4 separate regions of the Mus musculus genome follow, and all the other regions are linked to region 1. A link is a loop called in an ENCODE intact Hi-C map of the cell type or tissue named here. Cell type or tissue: heart. All regions are shown on one strand. Region 1 has its middle 54 kb from the start of Gm24981. Region 2 overlaps Ebf2 (early B cell factor 2). Region 3 overlaps Gm30806 (a long non-coding RNA gene). Region 4 overlaps Ebf2 (early B cell factor 2).

Region 1 (8,000 bases):
GCACTCAAATACAGAGCTACACACCCACAAGTGTACACACACACACACACACTGAGGAAGATACACAATGTCAAAATCTGGCTGCACTCACTCAAATGCAGAGTTATACCCCCATGAATGTACACACACACACACACACACACACACACACACACACACACACACAGAGGAGAGTACAAACCTAGTCCAAAGTTTCATTTCCATTTAAGAGTCAGAAACCCATAAGAGAACACTGCCTTTATGGTAATGCTGTGCAAAATTGGGGTCATCCCCAGAATCGTGACTCATCTGGGCCTTCAAAGAGCTGAGGTCATGATGTAGCCTGAACTGAATTCCAGGGTCTGGAAGGTAGTAAGCCCTTCTAAGGAGACAAAAATGGTAGGAAATTCTCACAGGCTAGGTTTGGGGAGTTTCTCGACCATTGACAAGGTGCTGGGCTCTGAACTGTGCAAGGACTGGCCAGTCTGGCTTCAGTTCTTTTTATTCTAGACTGTGGGGTAGGTGCAGGTTATCTATTGCTGTGTAACAAATCTCTACTCAGCAGCCCGTGACTCACAGTCTAGGACTCAACAGTCCACAGATAGCTTAACTGTGGCCTCTGGCTTGAGTCTCAAGCTGGCTCCAATTGAGGTGTATGTCTGTGGTCCACTGGGGAGGTTCCTGTGACCAAGCTCACCCAAGCTGCTGCTGTTGAGAAGCCTTGCTGCTTGGCTCTCTTGAGGACAGGACCTAATGTGGCAGCTGGCTTCCCTCAGAGCGAATAAGTGAGCAGGAAAGCCACTGGTCTCCTGTCACCTAATCTCAGCAATGGCATCTGGTCACTTCTCCTGGATTCCATGTATTAGAAGGGAGTCACTAGGTGCAGCCAGCACATTCAAGAGGGTGGGGATTACATAGGACAAGCATGCTAGGAAGCTGGATCATGCCAGCCATCTGCTACGTAGGAAAAACGTCAGGTGGGGATCCAAAGCCGAAGCTGAAACCTCAGGAATGGAGCAGAAAGTAGGAAGGAAGGGGCCATGGGGTGGGGGTGGTGCAGGGGTGGGTGTGTATGTCAAGTTTTGCAAAGACTGGAGCCTTGACTGGAGAGCCAATCATTACATTCATTAAAGATTTGAGACTTAGCATTAGCCTCAAAGGACTCCGAGCCCGAAGAATGATAAAGAAAGAAAGACACAGACACATGTGACTTCTGCTACATCCTTCAACCATCTAAACAAATGCACGTGGAAGGTATCAGCCCCATTTCATAGACGACAAGCTGAGGCCTGGAGGCCTTAAGTGTCCACTTCAAGATTAGGTGGTATTGTGGTCAGGATTGTACAATGCTCTGCAGATATACTGAAATCATTAAACTATACGCCCACAGCAAGCAAATTTTGTGCTGTGTGAATTAATATCTTGATAAGCTACTAAAATCAAAATACAACAGAAAGCTAAGGCTGGGAAGGCAGGATGTGGTACGGTGGGAAATTTCAGATCTAACTGATCTGGACTCTGGATTCAGTTTCTCAGGATGTAATAACCAAACACCACACGCTGGGCGTCTTCCACTGATGATGTTTGTGTTCGTGTGTTCTGGAGGCTGTGAGTCTGATACCAGGCTGCTGCCAGCGGGGCTGTTTTCTTTGGCGGCCTTAGGATTTGGCTTGTAGGTGGTCACCTTCCCTTCCTGGTCTTCATGTGGCCATCATGTCTGTGTCCTCATGGTTTTTTTAAGAAGGATACCACTCAAGTGGGACCAGGTTCCTCCAGCCTTTTTTCAATTTTAGCCCACCTTTTCTCACTCAATGTAATTAGGTTATGAGTTACTGAGAGCTCAAGCTTTGGAGAGACATATTTTAGTCCATGATAACCTACAAAAATTATGCTCATTTGCCTTTTTAGTCAATAGAAGACCACTATTATGTTTTTTAAAATCCAGTGTTAAACATTTATGGTTATAATATTATATATACATGTATATTATATCATATATATCATATATATGATATATATAATACAATATGTAATATATCACATAGTATGTGATATATTATATATACTATAAATACCATGATATGATAATAGTAACCATATATATAATATCATATATAGATGATACAATATCAATATCTTATATATGACATCACTATCATTATATATGATAAATATATGATATTTATTCTGGATTTATTAGTGTAGGACCGTCTTTCAGTTTTTGAAACAGGGACCTGTGTAACCTAGGCTGGCCTTGAACCTGCTTTGGAGTGGAGGATGACTTCCAACCCCTGATCCTCCCCTCCCAAGCCCCGGGATTAGACGAGTGCACCACCTCACCCAGTTTTATGTTTTGCCCTAGCAGAAGAGAACTGAGCACATTCTGATTTCTACAGATAAGCATTTGCAAATGGTAATGATTTAAAATAAATAGCTCATCATGCAATCTCTGGATACTCCTCAAATACACTGATGCAGAGCCCAAAAGAGAAAAAGTTGAGTTAAAAAACAATGAAGATGAATTACAAACTAATAACTTTAATATCTGTTAGTCATCTTTATCACTAAGTGATAAGTGAAATAAGAAAGCACCCAAGATGTGTAATATATACGATTGTGGTTGCAGATGTAATGCAATCTCCACTCTTGTCATAGCTTTCCTGATTGTTGCAAATGGACTCGGGCTTGTGCTGAGAGAGGGGGCGTCTGTTTGCTTGTGGAGGGTGGCTTCTCTTCCCAGGTTTTGCTGTGGCTTTTCTTCTGAGTCAGAGAGCAGCCAGTTCACGCAGAAGGAACACACACATGCTGTGTTACCCGAGGGGCTGTACAGAGGACAGAGTTTGCAAGATGTCCAGACAGCACAGGTTAGCTTATTGGCATTCTGATATGTTCAGTTTTGACATCTGAGACATCTGATAGTCCATTTAACTTTCCGGGGCAGGCAAACCTCAGTTTTAGAGATACTTGACCTGGATGCCTGTGGACTCCCATACAATCAGCCCATCAGGGCTTCACAGTCTGAAGCTGCCTGTAGTGTGTCCTAGACTCACCACAGTGCCATGTGGTCTGTGTCATTGACATCTGACCACTGGTGACCAACCTGACCACTGGCCTTGTTTGGGTTGATCAGAGCAAGAAACCCAGACACGAGCCCATTGAATGAAAGCCCAGTGTGTTCTTAAGGAAAATTCCAGGATAATTGGATCTAAATGCTTCCTCCTGTTAACTAACCCTTAGACTTCAAGGACACAGGAGAGCCCCTGTTATCTCTTTACAAATCAGCCACAGATCTTAGAAAGAATTGACTGTCACTCAAGACTGCCCTTAAGTCTGCTTCCTCCCTCAATTACGGAAGCCTTTGCAGAGCCGAGGCCAAATGAGTCTATAAAAAGGACTTATTTACCACTTGGCACTTACCCGCCAGCACTGTGTACTCTCTCTCTGTTTCTCTGGTTCACATTTATTCTCTCCACACCCTGTTTTCCCATCTTTTAAACCAATTAGGGAACTGTAGGTTTGGCCCAAGTACCACAAAAGCTGTTCTTTTTGAGCACTGAATTTTTCAGTCAACAAGGAGAGGCCAGCCAAGATCCCTTTATCTCAAAGACAAACAAAAGCAGCTAATGAGGGAGGTGGGAGGGCTGGAGGTGGTGCATTCTGGAAGCTTTACTCATTCTTTGGAGGAGATAGCATGATTTTATGCAAATTGGGATTCTATGCACTGGATCGGCTCAGCCAAGAATCTTGCTAACTTACAGCTCTGCCCCACTGGATGGCAACAGAGAGCTATCTATGCCTTGGTCTCTGTAGTTGGAATATCTTTCCCTCTTGCTGAAGGGGAATGAATCTTTCTAGTGGAACAATACTAAGAATTTTGCCCAAGAAGAACTGATTCTTGCCTCAGTTCTCCTTTTGCAAAGTTAGCCTATGTTTCATATTCAACATGCTTGTATTTTTTTAATTTATTTATCAGGACAATGAGCTTGACACATATGACTGGTGCATTGAATTCATAGGTTCCACATCCTCATATCCAGCCAGCAGAAGATTGGGACTATTAAAAAAAATCTGTATATATGCTCAACACATACAGATTTTTTTTTTACCTTGTCATCTTTGCCTAAAGAGCATGGGACCATAGCTACTTGCATAACATTTCCATTGTGTTGGTAGGTGTTAGAAATAATCTGGAGATGCGTTACTCTACATGAAGGTTGCACAGAGGTGATGCACAGATGCTACACCATTTTATAGAGGAATTTCAGCATCAACAGATTTGGGTGTTTGGGTGTCCAGGGATCAGTTTCTGTGGATACCAAAGGATGACAGCACTGTATTGTGTTTCCCAAGAAAACCACAAAGCCAAATTTCCTCTTCTTTCTTTTAATGATATGTATTGCTTTGAAAATACCCCACCCCCACCCTCAGTAGCTGCACTAGCTGGGTATGAAATTGAAGGCAACAGTAAGACTTGGCTTTGGTCAGATTTCATGCTGAGTCTCCCACTCGGAGCAAGTCACTGACTGGTCTGAGCAACCAGAGGAGAGCATGATGTTGATGGGGCTGGGCAGTGGAAGGGAGGAACAGCGGTGCTCACGTGGCTTTCCACACAATGGGAGAAGAAACCTGCCATATCCACTCAACACCATAGCCTGGGAAAGCTGGTGCTCTCCAGGACTCAGCAGTTGACACTGTTTAAAAGTTCAAACGATTGGTGAGGAGATATGGAGCAAAGAAGAGAGACCAGGAAACGGGACTTCTGTCGTAGCCATAATGCTACCAGAAGAGCCAAGAGTGCCCTTTGAGTTCACTGTGCAAAGAGCAGCCTGTTGCAAACTTGCCTGGCATGAGGGAGAGAAGGGGAAAGAGAACTCGGGGGAACAAGGAGACCAGAAAGAAGAGGAGAAAGAAGGGTGGGGCTGGAAGATGACAGAAAGTCACGATGAAGGTCACCCACCCTGGCTAGAAGCCCAGAACCTCAGGTCCAGGGCCATCTGCTTGGCTCCCTGCTTGAGTACCCTCAATCCCTAGTTGAGTGCAGGGCACGGGCAGAGCTAGATGATAACCATTGGTAAGTTCAGAGGTCCTTGGGCTGACCCTTGAGAGGAAATCCTTGTGGCTGATGGATATGTAGCCCGGGAAGTCTCTTTGAGGACTTAGAAATCCCCAAACACCTCCTCTCGTCTCTGCCTAGCTGAGAGTTGGAGCAGGGCTGTACAGGATTCCAAAACCACTTCACCCAGGATCAGCTGATGACTGTTCACGCCTGTGGCCCGAGGCTCTACAGAGGGGTCCAGGCCAGCGCAGAGCCTGTCTGGCCTAGGAAGCAGTCCTGGCAGAACCAGGAGGAAGAAAGACAAAGACCCTGAATACTGCAGTGGGAGACTTCAGAAGATACAACTGGGAGGTCCAAAGAAGTCAGAACTGAGGAGTGGACTTCTCTGGGGATGTCTTTTGAATTGAATCAAGTAGTATCAGTTCGTATTTACATAACCTTATATAACAAGCCAAACAAAAGAAGATACTTCGGGGCCAAGAGCATATTGAAAAGACAAGAGAGGGAACTTCTCAGGAGAGAAGACAGAATTCAGGGCTATCTTTGGATTAAATAAGAAACTGCTTGTATATTTAAAGCCATTCCACACTCATTTATTGCGTTTGAAAACAGTTCCCGGATGGCAGCGTTGGGGACACGAGCTGTTTCTGAGCCCATTTTCGGCTTCTCGTTTGTCTAATGAGCGATTTGAGCTTTTGCTTCGGTACCCAGAAAAGATAACACTGTACGCCGGTATAGGACATGGCACAGTCCCAAGCATCACTATGCCTGTCTGACCCAGGCAACTACTACCCTGTCAGGAGGGCTCGGCTCACATTTCTGACTCTCCAAGTGCAGATATTTCAGAAAGTGCAAGGTGACTTAACCAGAGTCACACTTGCATATAGATGCCCCAGTATAGGGGAATCAAGGGCAGGGAGGTGGAAGTGGGTGGGTGGGTGGAGGAACACCCTCATAGAAGCAAGGGGAGGGAGGATGTGTTAGGGTGTTTCTGGGAAAGAGGGATACCAGGAAAGGGGATAACATTTGAAATGTAAATAAAGAAAATATCCAATAAAAAAAAAGAAAGGCCTCGAGACTCTAAGCCTAGTGTCTATTTCACACAGTTCAACGATCGTTTCTGCATAATTTACAGGCTCAGGTATCCATAAGCTGCTTTAGTAAATATTTATTTTTACCTTTTAGCATTGTCATTATCCTCTGCCTCCCTTTATAAAGCAACACCATAGCTCAGCATCAGAGACATGTCATAATGTCCTTTGCATCCATGGCAGTGTGTGAGAAGATTCCAGGGTAGAGGGATGGAGTAGGAGAATTGGAACTCCTTTCTACCTTTCCAGGACTGCAGCAAGCCCTTGACTTTGATCCTGGTCGCAGCTCACTACTCTCCTCTCCCTGTAGTTTGTGCATGTAAGGTATCTTCAGGAGACTAGGCAACTAGGCAACATACTACAAGGATTATTATTATTATTATTATTATTATTATTATTTCTTCTTCTTCTTCTTCTTCTTCTTCTTCTTCTTCTTCCTCTTCCTCTTCTTCCCCTTCCTCTCCTCCTCCTCCTCCTCTTCCCCCCTTTTCCTCTCTTCCTCTCTTCCTTCTCTTCCCCCTTATCTCCCCCCTCCCACCTTGAGACAGGGTCTCATATATCCAGGCCGGCTGCTAACTTACTATATAGTTGAGGATGATGACCTTGAACTTCTGAACCTTTTGCTTTTGCTTCCAGGGTACTGGGATTGCAGACGTGCATTACCATGCCTGGTGACTGCAGCACTGGAGGTCAACCCCAGGCCCCTGTGCATGCTAGGCAAGCACTTCATGGGCCGAGCTCTAAAGTCCCAGCCCAAGAATGTTTTCTTAAACGATGGGCTCCAGCTTCTCAAAGCTAGAGGGATTTACCTGGTAGACGATCTGAAGGGGTCAGGTTTTTTTTTTTTGTTGTTGTTGTTGTTGTTTTCTGTTTTTCTAACTGGAATACATTTAAGGTACCCTCATCCTGACCGATTCTTGGGCTCCATTTTCGATCATTTTTAGTGCAATGAGTTTGGGGAGTGTCTAAAGCCTCAGAACCACATTGGCAGGCTGTAAAATGGTTCTTAGACTCTTCTTCAAGCTAGCCACTCTGTGGTTGTTCTTCTAAATCACTGTGCTCCCCAGCGGGACCGAGAACGGGCCCTGATGGAGCTGCCGGCAGCAAGACTTCATTAGACACTTCCTCATTTAATCTTCTCATGTAAAATATTCCTAACACCAGGTCCCTTGGCAAACGCCCTGAAGAAGTTTCATTTCAATAATATTGCTTTGTATTTATATAACCTCTATATCCAAGGAGCTTGAAAACACTTACGGCCCGTGCTTCATTACTGAGTTTAACCAAAAGAAAAAGAAAGCCAGCTTATTTCCCATGAACAATTTAAGCTCTCCCTTTAGAAGGTAGAAATAAAATAATAGCTAGCTGACAGTAGGGTACATTTGTCTTCCAAGGAGTCCACCATCATCTGGGTACTGAAACTACCAGAGAATATGAAGAAGACATCAAGCAAGTATTTAATTGAAAGTTACACAGCAAGGCAGGGGCAGAGTGGAAACCAGAGACAGACCTCAGCATTCCATTCCTGAGTGCGGGTTACAAGTCTGAGGGCAGTAAATTAAAGGAAGATGGGAGAAAGTGACTTCCTTCACCATTCTTGTTGTCACAGGCTTCTCCCTCAACCCCTTCTCAGATTGGAAAAGGAAGCATTTTCCACCCCCAGCCCCTTCACCCCTGCTCCCCGGATGCTGGATGTAAGGCTGTATCCTTTATCTCTATGTCCTGCTAGTTCTCCCAAGATGTTGACAGAAACAGCACAGGGCCTTGTCTATGGTAAAGTCCCAATTAGCCCAGTGCTCAGGGGACAGACGTGGCCGTGCTTTGAATTAAGCAGTAAATGAATGCTGCGTAGTAAATCTTTCTGTCTAGTTGCT
Region 2 (8,000 bases), 350 kb after region 1:
AAAGCATCTCCCAATGTAGGTTTTCAGAACAGCAACACTCAACTGAGTACATTCTACACAAATATCCCAAGATCTAAAATACGCTGAAATATGAAGGATTCCTAGGCCCCATGCAGTTGGATAAAGGACACCCAAACCTGTCGAAATTAACATTGTGTATAATTTTCTTTTTTACCAAATAGTTTCCATGCTTAGAGACAGGTTTTATTGTTCTAATTTAGTATGGTTTGGTGACACTCGATTGAGACAGGTTCTCACTAAGTAGTCCAGGCTGGCCTCAAAATATGACCCTCCTGCCGAGGCCTCCTGCATCCTAGGGTTGTAGACATGGTTTCCAGTGGCTCTTCTAAGTAACTGAATAAAAGTGTATCCTATCCCTATGGGCTACACTTTGTGGTTAATCCATCCCTTTTCTGTGATCCCATCTCCTTGCAGCAGTACTCAGCAGGCATTCTTTAAGCACAAAACCCAGAAGCCCACTAGCAAGGCTGGTGTTGGCATTTGTGGAACAGGGCATACCGCCAAGTCCCTGCTGCCCCTGGTCTAAGAGATTGGGGGCATTCTAATCTTTGCATCATGGCTCCTCAGAACCAGTCACTTCTATTCCCTTTGGAGGGTCACGGCATTGCAGAGGGAAGAACACAAGACTATTTGCTGTGCATTTCTCTCTGTCCAATCTGATGTTGCTACCATCAGAATGTTCTTGTCCCTCCACCTGAACATGAAAGGAGATCCTAAAGGAGGTACTTGTTCCCTCCTGAGACGGGATGGAAAAGCAGGTTCCAGAACGTACCATACCACAAAGGCACCAACTGCCTTAAAAAAATAATCCCCACCAGGTATGCAATAGCAGAGAGATCTGTGGCCTTTTCCTGCCTATGATCTAGACACTTCTCCCGCAAGTCTTAATATTCCATTTTATTGTTTGTTTTAGTTTTGAAATAGAGTCTCACATAGCCCAAGCTGACCTTGATCTCACTATGTAGAGTAACCTTGAACTTCCAGGTGTGCACTAGCACTCGGTTTTATTTGCTGTTGGGGATGGAAGCCAAGGCTCTGCACATGCTGGGTAAGTATCCTCTCAGCTGAGCCACACCTCCAGTGCCTCGGTCCTGATGTGTTATTGGAGCAAACGGAGCAGGGCAGGACGAGTAGAGAAGTCACCAGGCTGTTTCTAGTCTTCTGCTTTGACTCACCACGTGACCTTGAAGGAAGTCCAGGGCCTTGTGGCCTCTTATAGACTCCGCTCAGAAAAAGGACTCACTTCCCTATCCATTCCTATGTGACTCACTTCCCTATCAGCTCCTATGGGAAACCAGAGATATCATTTGCTTCCCTCAGTGGCCCTATCCCATTGGATATGGTTTGCTCTCCACTTCCTTGGAGCTGTCTGTTGCAAACTCTCTGATCCAGAGCTCACGTATAGAAAGTTTTAAATGTTTATAAACTCAAAGCAGGTGTGTCAAGAGATGGACGACAACTGAATCAAGCAAAACAGAAGTACAAATTCAGAAGGAAATGAGCCTGGGACTCCAGAAAAGCCTAAGACACAGCAGGACAACACACTATGAAGCCACTGAGTGGGAGCTGGGCTGGATACTAGGACTGCACTGAGACCCTGGATCTCATTCACATCTCAGATCCCTAAAAAAAAAAAAAAAAATCACTTTCCCATATTCTTGTAGCTTTGCAAGTACATACGCACACACACATACCGTGGAGAAAGAAGGTTCTGACAACACTCAAGCCCAGCCTTGTATAACATGAAAAATAGACATCTCAGGTCTGTATATGTGTGTGTGTATGTGTGTGTGTGTGTGTGTGTGTGTGTACACACACACACACACATACACACACAACCACACAACCACATATAGTCTTACCAGATATCTCAGCAGTTCTCTCTGCAAAGAAAGATATGGCCGCATAGTTTCCACGTGAAACAGTTTCAAACGTCCTACATTTGGGCTGTTCACAGAGGCTAATATTTGAATGCACTTGGGACACTCTGTCCCCAATTCCAATGTAATCATCATGACCAGCAGGGCCTGGGAGATCTTTGAGGTCAATATTAGCTTTCACCAATAGCATACAAGATGGACTGAAGTGACACCCGGGGGTGAGTCTATTTTTACCAAGTAGTATTTACAACACACTCTCCTCTCCTAGTTTATAAGCTCAAGAACTTTGTGGAAAATCACGAGGGCCCTAGCGTGGCCATGCGTGGGCTTTCTCCCTCTGGTTGCTAGATTCCACGTCTACCCTCTTCCCTTTCTGTATCTGAGCGGCAGGCAATACTGCAAAGCCAACTCTACCTTTACCACAGTGAATGTGTCACCTGAGAAGGATCTGGAAAGGTTGAGTTCCATAGCCATTAAATGTATGTCCCACGGCTGATCGAGAGCAACAAGCCAGTCTGCTGGAGCCACTGTCAGATAGAACAGAGGTCACCGAAGACCTCAGGAGGCGTACAGCCCAGCATCCGACATGCCATCCAGCAACACAGTCAAATAAATGAATTCATAAACAAGCATTTTATATAAAAATCAAGAAAGCATAATCTGGAGATAACTTGAGACTTGCTATTTTTCCCTAAGTATTGGAAATGTTAACATCAATATTAAATCAGCATTTTATCATCTGTGTTCGTCTTATCCTGGGACATTTGTTTTCCCAGAAACTAAAACGGAACGAGGGCGGGAGCTACTCTGTGTGGAAATGCAGAGTTTATTGACCACCTCTAGTATAATCTAGCTAGCTTTGGTCCAGTTTCTCAACTTCCCAAAATCAATTAAAAGTGAAAAAAATAAAATAAAAAACAATAACAGAGTATAGATGAAGTTGTAGATCCAAAGCTTTTACGCCAAAATGCTTGTGCGTTTTTGTTTTGCTTTGTTTTGTTTTGTTTTTAATATAACATGCTTAAAAACTGAAAACGTTTTTTGGATTGCTTACATACTCTGAAGTGCTTCCTGCCTACATATCCTCAGAACTCCCCAGGGCTTTGCCTGGACACATGGAAAATTTCAAGTTGAGCCATTTTTAAGTTATCCATGAGTGAAAGCAAAGGGGGGGTGGGGGGGGCGCATGAAGTGGGAGTTGGAATTTGTCATGAAAGAAGGAAAAGGCATTTTGCTCTTTCTCTTCTGATCCTTGAGCTCTTCACAGCGGCTCAGCATGATTTCCCCGATTTGTGGGGTTTTGTTGCGGTGGTTGTTGCTGCTTTTCCACAAAGCACAGAATCACCTTCCAGCCGAAGCCAAGTATGAACGGATTCAGTGTGCCGTAAGAGAGAGCACCAGGGAGTTCTTCAGGCACGTCTATTCGGAACCATAAAACTAGCATTACCAGACGCAAATCAGATCACATGTCACAGTGATAGATAACCGCCCAAGTCATAAAGCAAACACGTACTTAGTATCCATCAGCCAGAAACGTGTGTGTGTGTGTGTGAGTTTAAATTTTTTTATTTTGAAGCATTAAACACAGAAATAATTTTGTCAATGAGGGGTATCACTGGAACAGGAGCAAGCAGTGCAAAACACTGGCTTCCTGGATATAGATACTCCTAGGTGCTGTCTCTGCCAACTCTGGTAATCTGTAAGAGGCTCACTGCCCCCTAAATGAAAGTTTCCGAGATTCTTCACAAACATAATATCCATGGGGTATCATGTACAATCTAGTGATGATGCCAATAATGAACAGCTAGGGTAGAAGGGAGTAGACAGTCCAAAACGTTTGAAAGTCCATGGGCTAAACAAGTTAAGTACGGAGGAGAAAACCAAACTAGTTTACAGGGAAACACCTCGCTCAGAAATGTAGTTACTGAGTTCATGAATCTCACATAAATAGCTGTAGACGCTGCTGACTTCCTAAGCCAAGGGGGAAAACATGTGTTTGAAGAACAAGGAGAGAAGCCAGAACATGGAATAATTGTCTCACTGGACGCCCTCGGCTACAGAGACTGTTGGCTGAGACTCCCATTAAGGAGAAATGGAGAAAATGGATCAGAGATACTGCCCAGCCAGGATGGGAAGAGACTTTATTTTTACAAATAAACGTGTCTAAGAGATAGGCTGGACATCAGGGAGGAAAAAAAAGTGGGGAAACCCAGAAGAAAAAGGAGCCTGAGGTCATGAGGCCCTCCTGTCGCCAATGGAGGCTGTTGGGGAAGAGAAAGCAAATATTGGCACTGTATGGCTGCGGTGAGTTTCCCACTTCTTCAAATATAACTTTGTGACTGTGTTTAAGAGAGTTGCCCACTGTTATTGGTCTAATGAGCTAACTCTGAAATCTGAGCTAAAGACAGCTCCCTAGTGGCTGCTCACTGTTTCACAGACCAAAAGGAAACTTCTTTCAGGGGCCCATCAGGGCGAACCACTGCTGACAGCTTGGAACGGCACAACACAGATTTATTTCGCAGACAGCCACAGACAGGAATTTAGCACCCTGTGCTGGCCTCCTGCTTAGAGGAGAAGGTGTTAAAAAGCAACCATGCAGAGCCCTCCCTTGAACAAAACCCAGTAGCGACTAATCAAGCGGTCACCCGTTCCCAGCAGAAAATACCCAGCGATGTGGGACTGAGTGCAGGAGAGGGGTACAGGATTCTGACAGCTGCTGCTGGGGGCCGAGGAGGTGGAGTGTGAGAGCTGCCTCTGAGAGCTCTAAATATTTTGCATGACCTTTCAACTTACAAATTAATTGATTTATAAACAACGGCAAATGCTATTTATTTATTTATGACATCTTGGAATGCCTTCTCTGGATCCGAGGGCACAGCACTGTTCTCTGATGCCGGCGGAGATTTCAGAAACATCCAGTTGTGGGCTCAAGTAGGCATCAGTGAGCAGCTCTTTACCTGTCTATTCAAGAAACTTCCCCATGCCTACCAGTTCGTGCATACAATTGTCTGTCAGCCTTGTTTTCTGTGTGTCTTGTATATGTATTCATGTGAGCTCATTCATGTGAGTTCACACGGAAGGAAGGAAGGAAGGAAGGAAGGAAGGAAGGAAGGAAGGAAGGAAGGAAGGAAGGAAGGAAGGAAGGAAGGAAATATAGACAGACTTTAAATGCTGCCCTTATCTATACTAACATTTTTCATAAATAATCTCTTCAGATCACTTCTCACCATTTGAATTCTTGAACATTGGCAATAATAACTATTAATAAGTAAACACTGGTGAAAGCGAATAAATAGGTAGTAAATAAACAAATGATCTGATACTCCTTTGATTGATGTCACATGCAGCAATGCCTAAGGCAGAGATGGCCACTAACACAAGGCTCAGCCTCCCAGCAAGTCTTTAAGGAACGGAAACATGAGAACTCATGGAACAGCTACCATTGGCTCAAAGGACTCCTGGCAGAACCAAGCTCAGTTTGTGTCCTGCCATAGTAGGCTCCTCTCAGCAAGGTAGCAACTTTCAAGAAGGAAGAACACTTGTTTAGAGTTTGGATATTTGGTTTTGCCTTTTTTTTCCTTTCTTTCTTGAAGTTCTATGTTATCCTCTATCTGGGACATGTAGGTAGCCCAAAATTTGTTTGTTTTTTAGTTTTGGTTTTGGTTTTTTTTTTTTTTTACAACAATGATAAACACATGGCTGGACAAGGGTCATCTCAAAGCCCGGTCCTCGGGGGCTACTCTCTCTCACCTTACTGTGGGAACTATGCAAAGGGAACCGAACCCCAGGGAGCTACAACCTCAGGAACAGGGCAAGCAAGGATAGCAACTTCCTCACCTTAGCAAGCCAGACTCCAGGGCTGAGCAGGGAACTCGTTCCTGTTTATTTTTCTACTTCGTCCACATCTTTGCAAACATGTGAGAGGTCCTGGGTCACTGATACTAGTTAAAGGATTGGAGCTTTAATTTTGTACTTGAAATTAAATGTGGGGCAGGGGTTGGTGTGGAAGGAAGAGAAGCCATAGGTAGACTCCCCAAACTTCCTTTCCAAGGAAGGCTGCCCCATTTTCGACAGACATAAATATGAGTGCTAATGTTGACATCGATTTTACTAGGAATATTACAGTAAGTATATTTTAATGTAAAATAAAATGAGATTTAAAGCAATACAAAGAAAAATGTAGCCAAAGGTAACCAACTGAAAATCAGCTAAGGAACTTTCCCTAACCTTAAATTGAAAGTCTGGAGGCTGGGGATGTGGCCCAGCTGGCAGAGTGCTAGCTTAGTTTGTATGGAGCCCTCTGTCCCTCTGTCCCCAACAGCGCATAAACCAGGTATGCTGGGGTTTGCTGGCAATGTCAATACTCAAGAAGTAGAGACAGGAGAATTAGAAAAGTTCAAGGTCATCCTTGGCTACATAGTGAGTACTGAGGCTAGCCTGAGCTACATAAAACTGTTCCCAAAACAGCAAGATGTTTGGTACTTATTCTGCTTATTCTGTCTGTCTGTCTGTCTGTCTGTCTGTCTGTCTGTCTGTCTCCCTCTCTCCCTCTCCTCCTCCCTCTCCCCATTCTCTCCATCTCTTCTTCCTCTCCCTCTTCCTCTTTCTCTCTCTCCCTCTCTCCCCTTCCCTCCTCCTCCTCCTCCCTCTCCCTCTCCTCCCCCTCCTCCCTCTCCCCCTCCCCCTTCTCCCTTCCCCCTCCCCCTCCCCCTCTCCTCTCCTCACCACACATTCTCTCTGGGCATCTCATATGACACAAGCCCCCTTTTCCTACTATGTTTCCATTCCCAGTTGAACTCTACCAAGATGAAGATGAAGCATGCTCCAAAAGTCAGAAGACAAGGCTGTGACATTTCTACCAATGGACATAGCTACCCTCCCTCTTCCTGACCTATGTCCCTGTGTGCACTATGCCTTTGGGATATTTTCCACATTTGGGGTGCTTTCCAGATTCCTGGCAAGTGCTGCTGCTGCTGACGCGACAGATGAGAGGAGACACCCTTGCCTCCTCACTACAGTAGGCTCTGTGTGTGTGTGTGTGTGTGTGTGTGTGTGTGTGTGTGTGTGTGTGCGTGTGTGCGTGTCTCCAGCCTTTGCAGAGAAACAGCGCTCCATGGTACTGGCGCTCTGTCATTTACTCATTGTGCAAGTGACCACTGATACCTACGCTGTGGGAAAGACATTATCCTGCCTCAGCGGTTCTCAACCTTCCTAAAGCTGTGAGTTTTTACTACAGTTCCTCATGCTGTGGTGACCAAGCATAAAAATTATTTTCATTGCTACTTCATAACAGTAAATTTGCTACTGTTATAGAAATCATAATGTAAATATTTGTGTTTTCTTTGGGGGGGGTCGAGACCCACAGGTTGAGAACCACTGTTCAAGATGTCAAGGCTAAGCCAAAGTTACTGTGTTGCTATCTGTGCCCCACCCCATAGCTTAGTAGTAGTAAGAGTCAGGGAGAGAAAACAGACAATGGGTAAGTTAGTAAAATAGTAAGCATATTAGTTGTTGATATTTTAAAGTCTGAGGCAGACACTCAGGATGTAGAACCTTTGTAAGTTTGAGGCCAGCCTAATCTATATATTGAGTTCCGGGCCAGACAGACCTGTACAGTAGAACCTTGTCTCAAAACAAAACAAAACAAAACAAAACAAAACAAAAAGCTAGAAAGACCAGAGAGAAGATTCATTGGTTAAAAGCACTACTTTTCTTCCAGAGGACCTAAATTCAGTTCCCATACCCATCTCTGGTGACTTAGAACCTCCTGACGATTCACTGCCTCCGGCCTCTGAGGGCACTGTATGCACACGCATATACCCACATACCATACAGACACATTCATACACAATTAAAAAAATAAACTTTCAAGTGTTGAAATCATTAAGTCAGGAAGAGGATTGGAAAGTGCTGGATTAGTAGGTACAACACTGAAGTGATCTTGAAACAAAGACCCAAAAGACACAGGGCTAGTATATCACAGCATAACATACTGTCCCTGTTACATGGTAAACACACAGTAACTAATGAGATGTCCGGCTCGCTTGTACCACTGCAGTCACAGTGTGCATGTACAAGATACCTGTATTTCATTTTTCT
Region 3 (8,000 bases), 410 kb after region 1:
CCTCTCCAGACTCTTCTGCCTCCCCATCTGTCACTTTGCTTTATTCCCACCAGCAGAGGTCTCTCTGTCCATCTCCACCCCACTTTGAGGTAGACTTCAAATCGGACCTCTTCGCCAACTCTCTGATATTCTGAGTCCTTAATGGCCTCTCTAGAATGAATGTTTATTGTCTCTTGGGTCTCCCTCTTATCTAGCTTGAAATGTCACCAGGGCAGCTGTACAGAGCTGTAGAATTGGATGTAACCCAGCCTCTCTCCGGTTCTCTGTGGGCTGGACCACTGCCTTCCCTTACCAACTGGAAAGCAGAGTACATGTAATTGCATGGGCATGTCCCAGCCTGATGCTAAACATGTGGTAGAAGGAAATCGTTGTCTACTGAGCACCTGCCAAGTGCCAACTCTGTACAAATGCTTCCCTGTCTCGATTCCACTGATCTCTCTCAGCATCTGCACAGAGACGATCAACATGACCTTCTGTACACCACACCAGGATGGTATTTGTTCCTATGACAGGAGCCCTAAAGGACTATATTCATGGGGCAGGTGTCTCGCTCAGTGGCAGAGTTCTTGTCCAACGTGCCTGAGATCCTAGGTTTGATCCTCTGCGTCAAAGAAAAATACGCAGAGGGTTTGGAGATGCAGTTCAGATGCTAGAGTGTCTGTCACAAAAGCCTGAGAAACCTTAGTTCAGGTTCTTAGCATCCATGTATAAGGGCAGGTATAGTCGCCTATGTTTGTTATCCCAGTGCTGACAGGAGAGTCCCTGGAGCTCCCGGTCAGTCAGTATAGCCAAATTGGTAAGCTCTGGGTTCAGTGAGAGACCTTGTCTTAAAGAATAAGATGAACAACTGAGGAAGACACTCAATATTAATTTTTGGCCTACACACACGCACACACAAATATATATATATATATATATATATATATATATATATATATATATATATATATATATACATACATATACATATGCCACACAGACAGAGATAAAAGCAGAAACAAAGACAAAGACAGAGACAGAGAGAAATGAAAAACAGTGGATTGGTGCTGGAAAAATGACTCAAAGACTAGAAGCACCTGTTGCTTTTGCAGAAGGCTGGGGTTCAGTTCCCAGCAACCACATCAGACAGCTTACAAAATGGCCTGTAACTCCAGTTCCAAGGGATCCAACCCTTCTGTGTTCTGCAGGTCCTGGCACATATGTGATACACACACTCAGACCCTTACACATGCACACATAAATAAATGATAAATACAACTTTTATAAAGGAAAACAGGGTCTCTAGCACTATTGTCTCAGTGCTAGAAAAGTTGAGGCAAGAGAGCATTACAATTTTGAGTCCAGCCTATCTCAAAAGAAAAGGAAAAGAAAGACAAAGAAAATACTATTTTCTTTGGCTTCATTACAGGGCATGTCAGGCCAACTCAGATACTACACGCTCGCCCAAAAATAATTCTGAGATTCTTCCAAACTGGAGCTCACCTGTGCTCTGCAGGCCTGGCTCCTCCCTCACCTCTGGTGTCTTCCATCTTTCTCCTTACCACCAACGTCTTTGTGTCTGTCCACGGCTGAGCTCTATCAGATCATCACCACGCCATGTTGGCCCTAGGGGCAAGGAATGCTGACCTATGTTAACGTCGGAACCCAACCACGGCACCATAGAGGCTGCTGTGGGCACGTCCCCAGTTTGCTTCTGTGAAGGCTCTGTCTTGCTCCTGGTAGCTTTCGTGCCCATCACTCGTCTTGCCTATTCTCCCTGCCCTTCTTCGTCGATGGCTTCCAAGCCCAGAAGCTCACACTGATCTCTTTCTTCTCTTCTCTGCACTGTTGAACTGTCACGGCTGTCTGTGTCCGTCTGTGTCTGTCCCCAGTTCAGCTCTCTGCAGCTGAGCGAACGCTGTTGTCTGGCAGTCCCTCCATCCATTTCCTTTCCGCTGCTAAACTCTTCCAGACCCCATCTGCTCCTCTGAGGCACCTGGTCCCACCTCTTAGGAATAACTTCTTCTCCTGTTGCACAGAGATAACTGAACCCTGTTTCCTATCCCAGAGCCTTCGTACCCTCCAACCTCGTATCCCAGCTTCCTGCACCAGACTCTGGCAAGATGGCCACATCCAGTCTGCCAAGGTCAGCTTCCCACTCAGTGCAACCATGAACTGCTCCTGCAACCATGAGCTGTCAGCTCCCTGCCCACACCCAACTGCTCTTTCCCTGATGCCACCTCCTTCCCTTCACATCCTCTGGAGATTCTGTTCCCTCTGCTAAGATGAAGCAGGCAGACAAAAAACCACCGTTTCCTCCACCAAATCCTCTTAGCCTTCCACTCCCTCTGTGGTTTCCTACTCGAGTTCCAAAAGAGCCACACTGCCATTGTCACCCTTCCATGCACCTCAGCTTGCCCTCGCTTCAATGTCATCCAGCTGTAGTTCAGTGTAGCTTCTACACACACACACACACACACACACACACACACACACACACACACACACAAATACGCATTCACCCATGCATGCACATATACAAACATACACGCACATAAACACACATACACACATTCACCCACACATGCATGCACATACACATACATTCACCCACGCATGCATGCATATAAACAAACACAATCTAACATATACACATGCACAGACACACACACAAACACCCACACACACTCATGCATGTCTCACACCCACACACTCTACAAAGTTGCTCCCTAAGGTGGTAGGGAGACCTTTCAGATGTAGACCACAGTGGACAGTGGTTAGATGATTGTGGGTTTTGCCCTTAGAAGAAATTAATGTTGTTCTCGCAGAGCTGTGATCAAAAGAACAGAACTGGCTCTTTTTTCTCTTCTTCGTCCTCTTCTCTTCTCCCTCCTCCTCCTCCTCCCCCTCCTCTCTAGCTCTTTGTCTAACTATGTGACTCTTCTATACTCCTGTCATTATGATGGCCCTGCCATGAGGTTCTCCCCAGAGCCCAGCAGAAAGCTGATGACCAGGTACCCTAGCTCTTGAATAATGAACTATAAACCTCTTCTTTTTTTGTGATGAACCCAGCCTCGAGTATTTTGTTACAGAAACAGAAAACTGATTAAGACATTCATGAAACCACTTTCCCAAGTGGTAGATCCCAGAACAAGCCATGTGTTCTTGTATCTGACACTAGAAATCACCATAATTTGAGTTTCAATGAGACAAAAATTCTAAGGTGTCCTTCTGACTTAAAATCCGTGATTTAGCGGTCTCAGTCTGCTCTTCTGATAATGAAGAAGAGATGAAAGCCTTTGATCAAGCAAGAAACAAGCTGAAATGCAGTCTTAGGAAGTCAAACAAGTGAGACCACTTCTGGAAGAAAGACGCCTTCCACTCTAGGGTGTGGGAGAGTGGGTAGAAAAAAGTTTCCTAGCAAGCAAAGCTCAGAGGAAACTGAGTTTGAGTGTGCCCTCAGGAAGTGGGCGGGCAGGAGAATGGAGGAGGCCCTTCCTTAAGGGCTCACACAGAGAACAGCTTGGGTAAAGTTACACAGAGCACATGGCTAGTGTGAGTAACAAGGACTTCCCAAGAGTTGAACTCAGGATGCTGAGGCAGGAGGATCATGAATTCAAAGCTGGCCTAGGCCACAGACTCTACGGCCTAGAGGAAGAACGTAACCTCCAAAATTATAAGGATGAAAAGAGGAAGAGGAAGAAGAGCAGGATGAAGGAGGGCAGGAGGAGATATCTTACCTCCACTGGTCCTCTTCTGAAAGATGGTGCTAACTATTGTATGACCATCGCTTATAATGTCCAATATAGTGAATGAGCAGACCCGTTCACTGAAATTGTAAAAGCCAGGAGGTTCTTCAGACAGTCTGGAGCAAATGCGAAACCAATGCATTTGGGGCAGCCCCTGCCTGGCCTTGGGACTGGGCTTGCCCATGTCTGGCCTGCCCCGCGGGGGGTTGGGTTTCATTGTTGTTATTGTTACTGTTGTTGTTGTCATGAATTTATTTATCTTATTGTGCATGTGTGTGGCAGCACAGACACACCCCAGGAAGTATGCAGAAGTCAGAGGACAGCTCTCTTGCCACAGTGTGAGACTCAGGGATGGATCTCTGTCTGGTCTTCAGTCAGCACAGAAGCCTCTGTGTCCAGAGTACTACCTCAACACATTTTTTAGTGTTTCCCAGTGTCCAAGGATGAGATGATAATAAAAGTAGGAACCCGGCTCTGTGAGGCTTGCAGACAAGAGAGCCCTCTAGGGTGTTTGTTCTTTAGCTTAGTTTTTCAATCTGTGGGTCGCGACCCCTGGGAAACCCCGAACAACTCTTTCCCAGGGGTCACCTCAGACCAGGACAACACAGATACTTACATTATGATTCATAAGACTAGCAAAATTACTGTTATGAGGTAACAACAAAATAATTTTATGTAGGGTCACCACAACATGAGGAACTGTGTTAAAGAGTTGTCATCCCAGCTTTAGGAAGGTTGAGAACTGCAGCTCTAAGCCTAAAATTAATGCAACGTTTACTGTAAAGGAATTGGAGGGAGGGCAAATCCAGTGCCCTTGGTACAGGCTGAATGCCGTGAAGTCCTGTGTGGCTGGAAGAACAGCTTGGCAGGGATGGACTGGGAGGTGCTGAGGGCCAGGCATTAGAGGCTCAGACACAGACCGAGCCCCAGCAGCCATTTAGCAGCTGGACTGTCTCTGTTCTTATCCTAAGACGCACTTATCTCTCCCCACTGATGTGGCAGGAATCCTTGCCCGTGGTTCAAAACCCGCTTCCCTGAGTGCGTGATGTCATTAGCGAGCTGGCACATCTTTTAGGGATACAGTTCTGTTATATCAATGCAGGGACACATATGTTTTCACCGCCTGCTTTGGAAAGGGAGAGCACTAGCTCTGGGGTGGCTGAGAGAACACACTGATCCTCTTAGCAACCGAAGGATCTAGGTGGAGAGTCAATAGGCCTTGTGTTAATTTGCCTTCAGGATAGTTATTGGCACGCGTACAGAACTCGCTCATTGCCAGACTGGGGACCATTTGCCTGGACTGGGGTGCCATCTAGTGGATATTTCCATAACTCCCGGTGCTAAGACTGCAGAACTCTACCTGACCGCAAGATGGCCTGATCCAAGTTTCTCCCGCAGATGCCCACAGGCAACAGCTGACTAGAGCAGGAAATGCCTAGTTTGTTTCTTTTCATAATTTTGACACCGCAGGCACAAAGTGCGGACTTTAGCATTTTCTCTCCTTAAAACGTCAGTTATGAGCTCCAAGTCAGATTTTGACTGTGCTCATTTTTTTGTGTGAGACGCTGCTGTGCATTTGTATCGGTGTGTGTACCGATGCGTGTTTGTACGTGTCTATTTGTATGTCTCCTTGTGTATGTGCATGGGTGTGTGTGCATCAGTGTGTGTTCATGTGTGTCTCTGTGTATGTCTTCTTGTCTGTGTGCATGTTGTGTGTGTCCTGTGTATCTATATATTCCTGTGTATGTATGCGTGTGTGTGTGTGTGTGTGTGTGTGTGTGTGTGTTTGTGTGTGTACATGTCTGAGTGTGTGTATGTCTCTGTGCATTTCTGAATATGTGTGTGTTATGTGGCCATGTATGTATGTGTGCATATCTGAGTATGTATCTATGTGTGCTCTCTGTGTGTATGTGACTCTGTGTGTGTGTGTGTGTGTGATTCTGCATGTGTGTCTGTGAGAGAGGGGGGACACTGGGAGAGGGACAGTGAGACAGAGGGAGAGAAGGAGAAGGGAGAGAAAGAGGGAGGTGTGTGGATTATAGTGTGACCAGGATGGCTCGGCCACTCAAAGCATCTCACTGAGGTCACTGCTGCCACATCCTTTATTAGTTACTTTTCTACAGCTGTGATAAGACACCATGACCAAGGCAACTTATAAAAGAAAGCATTTAGTTGGGCTTAAAAAGAAAGCGTTTAACTAGGATTATAGTTCCAGAAAGTTAGACCATTATGGTGGCAAGTAGGAATGCTGGCAGGGACAGCTCAGAGCTTACACCTGAGCCACAAGCAGGAGGTATAGACAAACCTGAAACCTTAAAGCCCGTCCTCCAGTCACACGAGTCCTCTGACAGGGCCACACCCCTGGCCACTCCCAAAGAGTTCCACCAACTGGAAACCAAATATTCAAGCATGTGAGCCTCTGGGGGCCATTTTCATTCAGACCTCCATACCTGCCAATAGGCTGGGATGGTGGGATCTATCCATTTCCTCAGTCTAGGCCTTTCATGGACAAACCTATTAGAACACTCTTTCCCAGAGTTCATACAGAAACTGGCCACTGTCGGGGACAGTTCTCACCCCAGAGGGAGCCTCCACAGCCTTCTGCTAGCAGCAGACTGAACACTTGAAGACAGGTGATGCTGCCAGCTGTCAATCATGGTGGAAGACTTTACTGCAAGCTTCCCCACCCCAGCTGAGGTTCCTTTGGTACCCATGACCCCTTGAGCTCTTGAGAAGAGAGACAACACATCCTTTAGCTTCTGAGAAGAACAAATGGCACCTCTCAATATAAAAGAATGTGTTCCCATTTTTCTGATGTTCACAACTCAAGGAGTAGTTGAATAAAGGGATTTTTTTGTTTTTGTTTTTTTGTTGTTTTTCGAATCAAGCATTTCTCACAGAAGTGTATCCATAATAAAGACAGAATTCTTTTTTTCAGGGTGAGGGAACTGGTTCTAGAGCCTTCTGAGAGTTTCATTTAAAAGCCATATCCTCTCAACTGGAGAGATGACTCCACAGTTAAAAGTGGGTAACTGTCCTTGGAGAGAACAGAACACGACCTGTTCCCTGTGGCTCACAACCACCTTTGTAGAAAGTTCCCATTTTCAGGGGATTCCCCTGCCTGCCCCCCTCTGGCCACCATGAGCATTGCACTCATGTGCACAGTGACTTGTGCACCTGCCTGAGCACACACTAAACATAATGAGAATAAATCATTTTTTAAAAAAAGTTATGGAATATCTCTCTTGAAAAATGTGCTCAAATGTACACTTCAGTTCTTAGCCTTCTTCCTAAGAGGAATAATAAACGTAGTCGCTAAAAAAAAGGCCAGGGTGAGATGGTGTGTCTTCCAAGATGTTCACACCCAGAAATTTGTTGACTACATTTCATTTCCTAAGTCTCTGGGATGCTTGCCAGGTGCTGGGCACTGGGCTATGTGCTGAACATAGGAAAATCAATAGATGTAGTCTACAGTTTCAAGAAACCCAATAACCTTTTCTAATTTTAGTGCTTTCCTTCTGTAGACCTCATGTTTTGAGAGAAATTATCCAAAAACTTTCAATTATTGGTTAATCTGTATTTTCCTGTGAGCTGGTCACCATTACTTCAGTGTCAGCCAGTTCCCCGGGCCTGCAGGGACAATCTGCGGGGACCCAGGGCAGGGGAGAGAGAGAGAGAGAGAGAGAGAGAGAGAGAGAGAGAAAGGAGAAGGAGGAAGAGGAGGAGGAGGAGGAGGAGGAGGAGGAGAAGGAGAAGGAGAAGGAGAAGGAGAAGGAGAAGAGAAGGAGGGGGAGGGGGAGGGGGAGGGGGAGGAGGAGGAGGAGGAGGAGGAGAAGAAGAAGAAGAAGAAGAAGAAGAAGAAGAAGAAGAAGAAGAAGAAGAAGAAGAAGAAGAAGAGGAAGAAGAAGAAGAAGGAGAAGAAGAAGAAGAAGATAAGAGACACGAAGAATGAGAGCAAGTCAATCATACTGATCAAGCTCTGAAAACTTTATTCTGGAGTGGCAATATAAGCATAAGCAAGAGGAGGCTCCAAGGGAGGGGGGAAGAGCCCAGGGACTCTCTGAAGGTCAGGTGGCAATCTTCAGCTTCTAGAACCAACGGTCACAGTGTCCTCTTTTCCCATAAACATTCTTACTGTTATGACCAGGAATGTCCTTTCAGGATTGTTTATGTAAGCTAGAAAATATCCACAAGGACATGGCTGAGACCATGGCTCCCGGCAAGCCAGGACTTTCCACAGAGCTGGAAACAAAGCAGATACTCAATAAACAT
Region 4 (8,000 bases), 250 kb after region 1:
TGTCTTCACACATGACTGCTAGGAATCCAAACTGGTGCAGCCACTGTGAAAAAGAATTTGGCAGTTTCTCAAAAAGTTAAAGATAGACCTACCCTGTGATCCAGAAATGCTACTCCTAGCTCTGTCCCCAAGAGAACTGAAACATATGTTCCAAAAACAACTCAATATCACAGAAACTTTAAAGGCATAAAACACAAATATTAGTTAACAACATAATGGGTAAGCAAAATGAGATCTACACAGACAGTGGAATAGTATTCAGCTATAAAAAAGAACCTTACCAACCTTGAAAACACTATGCTACGTGACAGACCCCTGAGATATTGAGAGATTTGATTTTTATGACTTCTGTAGATTTATATGGAATAAGCTCATAAAGGCCAAAGAGCAGATCAGTGATTTCAGGTAACTGAAAAGAAACGGAAAGTGGGGAGCCCAGAGTAATTCGCAAGGTGTAAAGAATGTTCTGGAATCAGAAGTGATAGTCACACAACGCTGCCAATGTGTTAAAGTCACCGGCACTCACTCACTAATGTACTCACGATGGAGATGTGTGTTGTACGTGAACATCACCTTATAATGTAAATTTAGAATGTGAAATAAAATGGACAAGTGTGGTTATGTCCGCCCTGGAGATAACAGGGTCCTGAAACTTGAGAGCTTTTCTGTTCATCCATGAATGAGGAAGCTAAACCACACCCTGAAAGGCTGAGGAGCTCTGGTGGCTCTGAAGTCAGCACTGTTAACTCTAAGCCAGAAAAGCACATTAGCAGAGTAACGCTCACATAGCAAAGACCTGCAGAAACAAGCAACACTGGCGTGTGTTTGCCTCAGGAGGACATTTCTTTTCTTTTGCTTTTTTTCTTTTTCTTTTTTCTTTTTGTTTTTCGAGACAGAGTTTCTCTGTATAGCCCTGTAGCCCTGGCTGTCCTGGAACTCACTTTGTAGACCAGGCTGGCCTCGAACTCAGAAATCCGCCTGCCTCTGCCTCTCTAGTGCTGGGATTAAAGGTGGGTGCCACCATGCCCAGCTCAGGACATTTCTAAATTGGGGGTGGCAGTGAAAAATCAGAAGGGTCCAGTACATGCACATCCCAGTTCTTAGAGGCTCTTCAAATGAAAAACGCTGCCCGGTGCAGCAGCATAAGATAGCCTGAGGATCGAAGCTGCCTGCTTCTGTTTCTCTAGCCTGTGTTTCTTCCAGCAGTGTAGCAAATATTTACTCCTGGTGGCAATATGAGACTCTGTTACTATGCACTTTTCTTTAGAAAAAAAAATTTATTTAACTTTGTAGTAACATTTGGAACCCTGGGTATGGTAAATTTCCAGAGCTGGGGCCTTTCTGCAGATCCCCAAGAAGTCGGACTGCATTTCTGCTTGTCTTCCTATGACTCAGCAGAGAAGTCAGAGTGAGAAGTGGAGAGAAGCAGACAGCATTAAATATTATCATGACAACTGTGTGTGTGTGTGTGTGTGTGTGTGTGTGTGTGTGTGTGTGTGTGTTGGGCCAGGCAGTGGTAGTGCAGATTTAATACCAGTCCTCGGTGAGGCAGAGGTAGGCAGATCTCTGAGTTTGAAGCCAGCCTGGTCTACAGAGCAAGTTCAAGGACAGCCAAAGCAACATAGAGAAACAGTCTCAAAAAACCAGAGATAGATAGATAGATAGATAGATAGATAGATAGATAGATAGATAGATAGGGTAAGCATAATAAATAAATAAAATGTGTTGGTCATGGCACAATAACTGGATACCCATGCTGCGGTTTGCAGCGCGGTGACTGCAGGATGGACGCTTTTAGATGCATTTGCCCTGGCCTACTGAGTACCCAGCACTCCTCAGGACTTTTTCTTTTTGTTTGACTTCTCTTATCCCTCCCTCTGTTCCCTTCTCTTTTATTTACTTTCTTCTCTTCTCAGTACTGAGGGGTTGAACCCAGAACTCCCCTCGCCAAGCAAACACTCTCTCCCTGAGCCACACCAAGGGCTCCTGTTAGTTCTTCAGCATTTCTGTACTCCAACACCCTTTTGACATTTGGCTTCACCATAGACACTCTCCCAAGTACAGGCGGGAATGGTCATAACTGCTGGGGTCCAGCATGAAGTAAACAGATATCACACAATTGCCCATTTCAAGGCTATCACAAAACACAAACCCAGAAGCTTTGGCGCTTGCGCACCCACAATCTCGGGAGGGTCTGTGACCAGTCCTCCTGGTTATAATACCTTCTTTCTTGGAGCAGGGTCAAGTTTCCGCATCATCTAGAACCTTCTCTCTCTTGAGGCACTAGTCTAGCCAGCTCTGGGTTTTTGTTTTTTTTTTTCCACCCCATTGAGTCACGTGCTCCGGCGCCATGCTTTAATACATTCGGATTCTCTATAGGGAACTCTAGAGAGCTCCACATGTATGGCAGGCAAGGATGGCAGAAGAGCCATGAGTTGAGTTAAATACAGTCCTTCTGATCGTCAGAAAGGGAGCCAAGCAGCTGCACTTGCTCCCAACTCTAACCAAACACTCTGCTCCAGCTCTGTTTATTAGCTGTCTCCTCAACCCGATCAGTGGCAGAGGTGATGAAATCGGAGGCAGATTTCACTGTCAGGCAGCTGGGTCACCATCCCCAGGGTCTTGTTGTCATGCTGCATTCTTAAAGTGACCATGGCTGCTTGGGTTGCTACTTTCCAACAGGCTGAGAGATCACCGAATAGTTAACCGGTGGAAAAAGAAGGACAGGGCTGTGGCTTGCAGAAAACACATAGAGAAGCAGCTTTGAAAAATCCCAAGGTGGCTGAGTAGCAAGAACATGGCCCCTGCTGCGGGCAGCTGTGAGCGCGAGGGGCAGCCTGAGGGCTGGAAATCAAATCTCTGGCCCGGGCTGGTGCCTCTCCCATGAGGCTCTGCCAGGAGAGGCAAAAAACCCTAAACACTACAAAATGAAAAAAAAAGCCTCCATCCTGGTAGAGGGAGGTTACCATGTTATCTTTTGTATCCTTAACGCTATCAAGGAGGGATGGATTGGGGGAGGGAGGGAGGGAGGGAGGGAGGGAGGGAGGGAGAGAGAGAGAGAGAGAGAGAGAGAGAGAACAGGGTGACTTATTTAATAGGTGTGATCCTCAGGGCCCCTTACCTGGAACCGCCTCATGTCCCTTGGGTTTCCCGCTGTTTTCAAACAATTCTGATTGCACTTCAGGAAAAATTTTAAAAAGAATCTGTGAAGAGAAAGCAATGTGTTAGTTTTTTTTTTTTTCCAGTAAACATTTTTAAACGAGAGACTCTATCTGTGTTCTATTAGATTTGATTTGAGGAGGAAAAAAAAAATAGGTGATTGTGTTTCAGGTCTGGGGAATTTCAACCAGCCATGCCTGGGAGAGGAACATTGCTGACCCTCTGTAATTTGCAAATTTGAATGTTTTCGATGGCAAGCTCAGAGCCCCCTTGCTCCATCACGGTGGGGGGTTGTTAAGCGGTTCCCAATCTGGGCTCTGGTCCGCACACCCACCCACCTTCAGTCTGCAAAAGAGGCCTCTGAATACAGCAGTGGCCCCTGCTGGACAGAAAGTATCACTCTGGGTTAAAAATGACAGGACAAGGCTCAGAACCTATGACATTCCTCGTGTCTGTACCTTTGGTTGGCCACACAATACCTTTATGCTCACACCTAAAGGTGGTCTCAGAGTTTCCCACGACATGTGCAGAAATAATAAAATACTATATAATTATCTAAAGCTCAAGTCCACCGGGCCAGGATACCCCAGGCATTCATGATTAATAGCAAATAGGAAACGGCCCCTCAGTCCCTCCAGAGACGATCCAGACTAACTCAAATCACAATCTGTGGTTATTGTTTGTAAGACATGATTTTTCTTTTTTGAAGCCCATATTCCATTAAATGATCTGTGTCATTGCAAAACTGGGCATCTCGCTCGAGCCACACAGTTGCACCAATCAAGAAATATGGCAAAAGGAACCTTTGCAGGAATTTGCTTCATTCCTATTTTAAAATTTTTTTGTTTCAAAATAAATAAGTTTTTCATTTATTTCACTTGCAGAGTCCTTTAAAAAAAAAATCCAGCTTTTGCAGTGCTGAAGTCCCAGGTGAGCTAGGCCTATTTCCCTTTCTGTTACTATGACAACGAAATTTTACCGCAGTCCCAAGGTCCCTTCAGAACTCTCGCATCTACGCCTTGAATTAGAACTTTAAAGGAAAAGATATACATTTTCCCCAGGATTTACCAATAAAAATAAGTAGAAATGAACCAGTCTTAAGAAAATTCTGTTTTAAAAGCACGGGTTGGTGAGAGGCTCTTGACATGACCTTCTGCCTGTTTTGTTGTTTTGTTTTTTGCTTAAAAAAAAAAAAAACAACCACACAAAAGAATTTGAAAGCACTCCAATTAACTGTATGTTTCACACACACACACAAAGCCAATGAGAAGATGCCAGTAAGGTAACAGACCGAGGGGGAGAGTTGATCTCTTAATCTCTGCTAAAAACACTGGGCAACACACTCCCAACCCTATCTATGAATAAGGTTGGATTCAAATTTGGAAATGACGGTTAAATTTTTTCCATTATTTAACATCTGGTTTGGGCTTGTCTCTAGGGCTATCTTGTATGGGGTATGTGGGAGGTCAGACATGACTTTCTGTGTCATGGCGGTGAGGGGGTGTTGATCAAAATTCTCCAGAAGGACCACGCAAAGAAATCAGTTCATTGCTGTGCACAGGATGGACCGCTTATAACCTGCCCCAGCTTTCAGGAGTGCAGGGGATGTCTGCTTGGGCTCACTTGGGTGGGCTTAGGAGGGAGGCAGGCTTTTGTTTAAGTCGAGACTGAAAGCAAGCATTTTTGTTCTGGGTGGAGAAATGCATCCCTTATAGTCACCAGCCATGAGCACTCACAAACCCTCAGAGCTGCTTCCGAGGATCTACTATGGTCTTGCCTTGCTCGCTGGAGCCTCTTTCCAAACAAGACGCCCACAGCTACCCCACACCATATCTGCTCCCCAACACACACACCTGCCAGAGGTCATTTACATTTTTCCCCATGTCAAAGCCAGGTTGAGTGCATCTTCTCATTTGCTCCTTGGTTTTTGAAGTTTTGCCTTTTCAACAACTGGGCTCCAGAAAATGTGTTCTGCGTGCCCCGTGCGCACTTCCCTCTCCTCCCCCACTCCTGTTCCAAAATAAGATCTGGTGAAAGCATTAATGTTCACCGAGCCATTACTACGGGGACGGTGTGGTAGGTGGAAAAGTGTGAAAGAGATAAATGTTTACATAAAATCCAGTTGATTTAGGGAAACACTCTGCCTGGTGAAAGGCTTTATTCATTTTAAATTAGAACCCTAAACAGTTCTTCGGACGGAAAACACCCAATTTTGATTCTCTTGCTTGTCTGAGGGCTGTTTGTAACCTATATAGCAGACCCCTGCATACCAAGGATGTAGCATTTGGCTCACAAAGGGGGAGAAAGAAGCAGTGGAAGAGAGGAGTGGGGGGATGGGGAAATGTTACATTATTAAATATATAACTGCTAAATGGATAACACTGGAAGTGCTGCTGTGGATGTTTTTATATGTGAATTTAAAAATTAATTAAAAGAAATTCTAAGGCTTACAAACATGGTCAAATCTTCTCTCAATATTTTACTGATGACTTCTGTCATACATAAACACACATACACATGCGTGCGCGCGCACATACCACATGTATACACACAGAGATGCACACACACACATACCACATTCTCTCTCTCACTCTCTCTCTCTCTCTCTCTCTCTCTCACACACACACACACATAGACCACATGTGCACACATACAGATACACACACATGCACACACACACCCTTTTCCCAATCGCTTGGTGCAAAACTCTTCATGATCCATATCATTCATTAGCCACAGAGTAACTTGCAAGGAACAGATTCTCTCAGAATCCCCTGAGTCTTGATCCCTCCAAAACCAGAGGTGCCTGGAGAATGTCAGCCCTCTCTATTCAGAAACAGAACCCCCCCCCACAAATTCCAAGATTCAGACCAAATGTGCTGATTCTCCTCAGAATGGGAGTGGTTTCCACTTTTTCTAAACAACAGTGACTTCATGAATATTATAAGCACTTAGCATGCTGCAGTTTGCCAGCCTTCTGACTACATTCCTAACTAGTGAACCCAAACAACAGCAAGGGTAGCCTTGCTTTTGCAGAAAGAGGTTAGGAGATGTGGGGTCAATGAGTGGACTCCAGAGCCTGGCATTCCAGCCGGATTCCTAGATCACTGGGGCAGTGCCCTGTCCCAGAAGGCTTTGCTCCACTCTAACAAATACGTGCTAGAATTGAGCTAGCCTTGACCTTGTGACTAGACCCCTCCCGCCTTTCCTGGGCCTTAGTTTCTCTGACTGTTTAAGGAAATGTTTAACTGGATTAATCTGGTGTTCATTGCAATATCCATGTTCTATGATAGGGAAAATTAAATAAAGGGCAGAAGTGAGAGCCTTCCAGAAAGAGCCGCTTTGAGGTAAGAAAATACTGATAACAAAAGAAAAGAAATAAAACAGTCATTAAAGTCCACTGTGATGTAGAGAAATTTAAAATCCATGAGTTGTCCGTGTCTGGAATTTTCCATTTCATATTTTTGGGGCCACAACTGATCATGGGTAATTGATACCCAAAAAAAGTGAGGCCATAGAGAAAGAGATACTATATTGTACTTGGTATACAGGGCATCATTTTAAGTCTCAAAACAATTCTCTCCGAGAAGAATCATCTCATGAGTCACAGAAAGGAAGGCCCCAGGTATTTGAGGAAACTATCAGGGATCAGTGTGGACATAAAATTGGAACCTGGTTCTCTCTGGCAACCAGCGCCATCTGGTGCTCTCTGTTCCTTACACAGTGGTGATGGCTCCATCATCACCAGCAAATACTTTAAAAAAAAAATTTCAAAGGGTCAGCATCATAATAGGTAAATTACATCTCAATAAAGCAAATTTTCTCTCTCTAGAAGGCCATCTACTTAAGGGGGGGAGGAGAATAAATAAATGAACAGGGTAATGAGGAAGGAGGAATCTGGTACCCTCCCATGAAGGTACACTATACCCAAGAAGAAAACATTAGGCCAAAGATGGTCACCAAGGAAAACACCCTTGACTTTGAAAACCTCTGCTGGTTCTGTTTCTTGTCTCGTTGATTAAGTGTGTTCTGGATGCCACCAAAGGTCACACACAGCAGCAAAGGTCTTGACCTTGTGAAGCACACAACCAAACTACTCAGAATGTGCTTTTACTCCAGGGTCTCAAATGATTCTAGAAACATCTAGACATGAGTCCAAATAAGATCAAAGCTTATTACATGGTATTCAAGGAAATATGCCTTCTCCTTCCCAATCTCTGGGATATTGGGATATTCTGCATTGTTTAAGAACACGATGACATTCTCAGATGGCTTAAACTTGCCTTGACCCATCTTGAATAGAAATTGAATTTCAAACTATTGTACAACAGAGGTCAAAGCTAATGCCTAATGGTTGAGGCAGATGCACCACAAAATCACAGGGAAGACAACTATTGGGCATCCTTTTCAGACTCCAGGACTCTGAGCTCATATTTGAGGATCCCAGGCACTGTCCTGCCTCTCGGGGTTTATGGAAGAGACTGTTCAGTGTACCTCCAATTTTAAAATCTAAGATCTAATTCTTTCTTTAAATTTTCTAATACCAAGCCTTGTCAGTCACCCATCACAGAAGACTCAGGAAAAACCATGTACAGCTGTGCACACCAAGGAGATGCACATGAGTAACAGCTGTCATCACACAGAACTATGCCTCATGTAAAATAACTCCCTTTGAAGCTTCATTCCTGACTCCCTTCAAACAGGAAAGTCTAACTTTGTATGTTCTCAGATTCTGTCATGACATAACCATGTCTCATATGCTATAGACAAGATAATGCCACACGTGCTCAAAAGGCCAAGCGCAATGATGCTATACCTACTGCATAGCCACAAAAGCAGGC

What was found. Peaks named below come from ENCODE experiments on the same cell type or tissue, not always from the same donor. Only the 100,000 strongest peaks of a DNase experiment are listed, where the experiment ranks them.
Region 2: a loop joins it to region 1, with 2.3 times the contacts of the local background. A loop is called at or near these places in 2 of 42 quality-filtered maps.
Region 3: it touches region 1 in a loop (7-fold over the local background); 19 of 42 quality-filtered maps call a loop at or near these places.
Region 4: a loop joins it to region 1, with 2.8 times the contacts of the local background. A loop is called at or near these places in 13 of 42 quality-filtered maps.

What each region holds. Positions count from the first base shown.
Region 1 is chr14:67,616,727-67,624,726 of GRCm38, reverse strand. No RefSeq gene overlaps it. Among named protein-coding and RNA genes, the nearest start is that of Gm24981, 54 kb to the right of the region's middle. In heart, a CTCF peak has its summit at 3,746; DNase peaks (open chromatin) are centred at 686, 1,616, 3,066 and 3,596.
Region 2 is chr14:67,268,744-67,276,743 of GRCm38, reverse strand. All of the region lies in intron 6 of Ebf2 (early B cell factor 2), which reads right to left. Among named protein-coding and RNA genes, the nearest start is that of Gm52149, 7.9 kb to the right of the region's middle. In heart, a CTCF peak has its summit at 4,321; DNase peaks (open chromatin) are centred at 1,213, 2,043 and 4,423; H3K4me3 peaks cover 881 bases; H3K27ac peaks cover 1,860 bases.
Region 3 is chr14:67,208,959-67,216,958 of GRCm38, reverse strand. Gm30806 (a long non-coding RNA gene) reads right to left here. Exons shown (of 4, transcript XR_001781308.1): 4 at 7,856-7,970. Among named protein-coding and RNA genes, the nearest start is that of Gm30806, 11 kb to the right of the region's middle. In heart, a CTCF peak has its summit at 6,854 (motif pointing left); a DNase peak (open chromatin) is centred at 4,918; H3K27me3 peaks cover 458 bases.
Region 4 is chr14:67,366,896-67,374,895 of GRCm38, reverse strand. Ebf2 (early B cell factor 2) reads right to left here. Exons shown (of 16, transcript NM_001360202.1): 7 at 3,122-3,203. The region is part of intron 3 of 4930438E09Rik (RIKEN cDNA 4930438E09 gene); the gene reads left to right. Among named protein-coding and RNA genes, the nearest start is that of 4930438E09Rik, 27 kb to the left of the region's middle. In heart, CTCF peaks have their summits at 3,548 (motif pointing left) and 6,869 (motif pointing left); a DNase peak (open chromatin) is centred at 2,595; H3K4me3 peaks cover 865 bases; H3K27ac peaks cover 567 bases.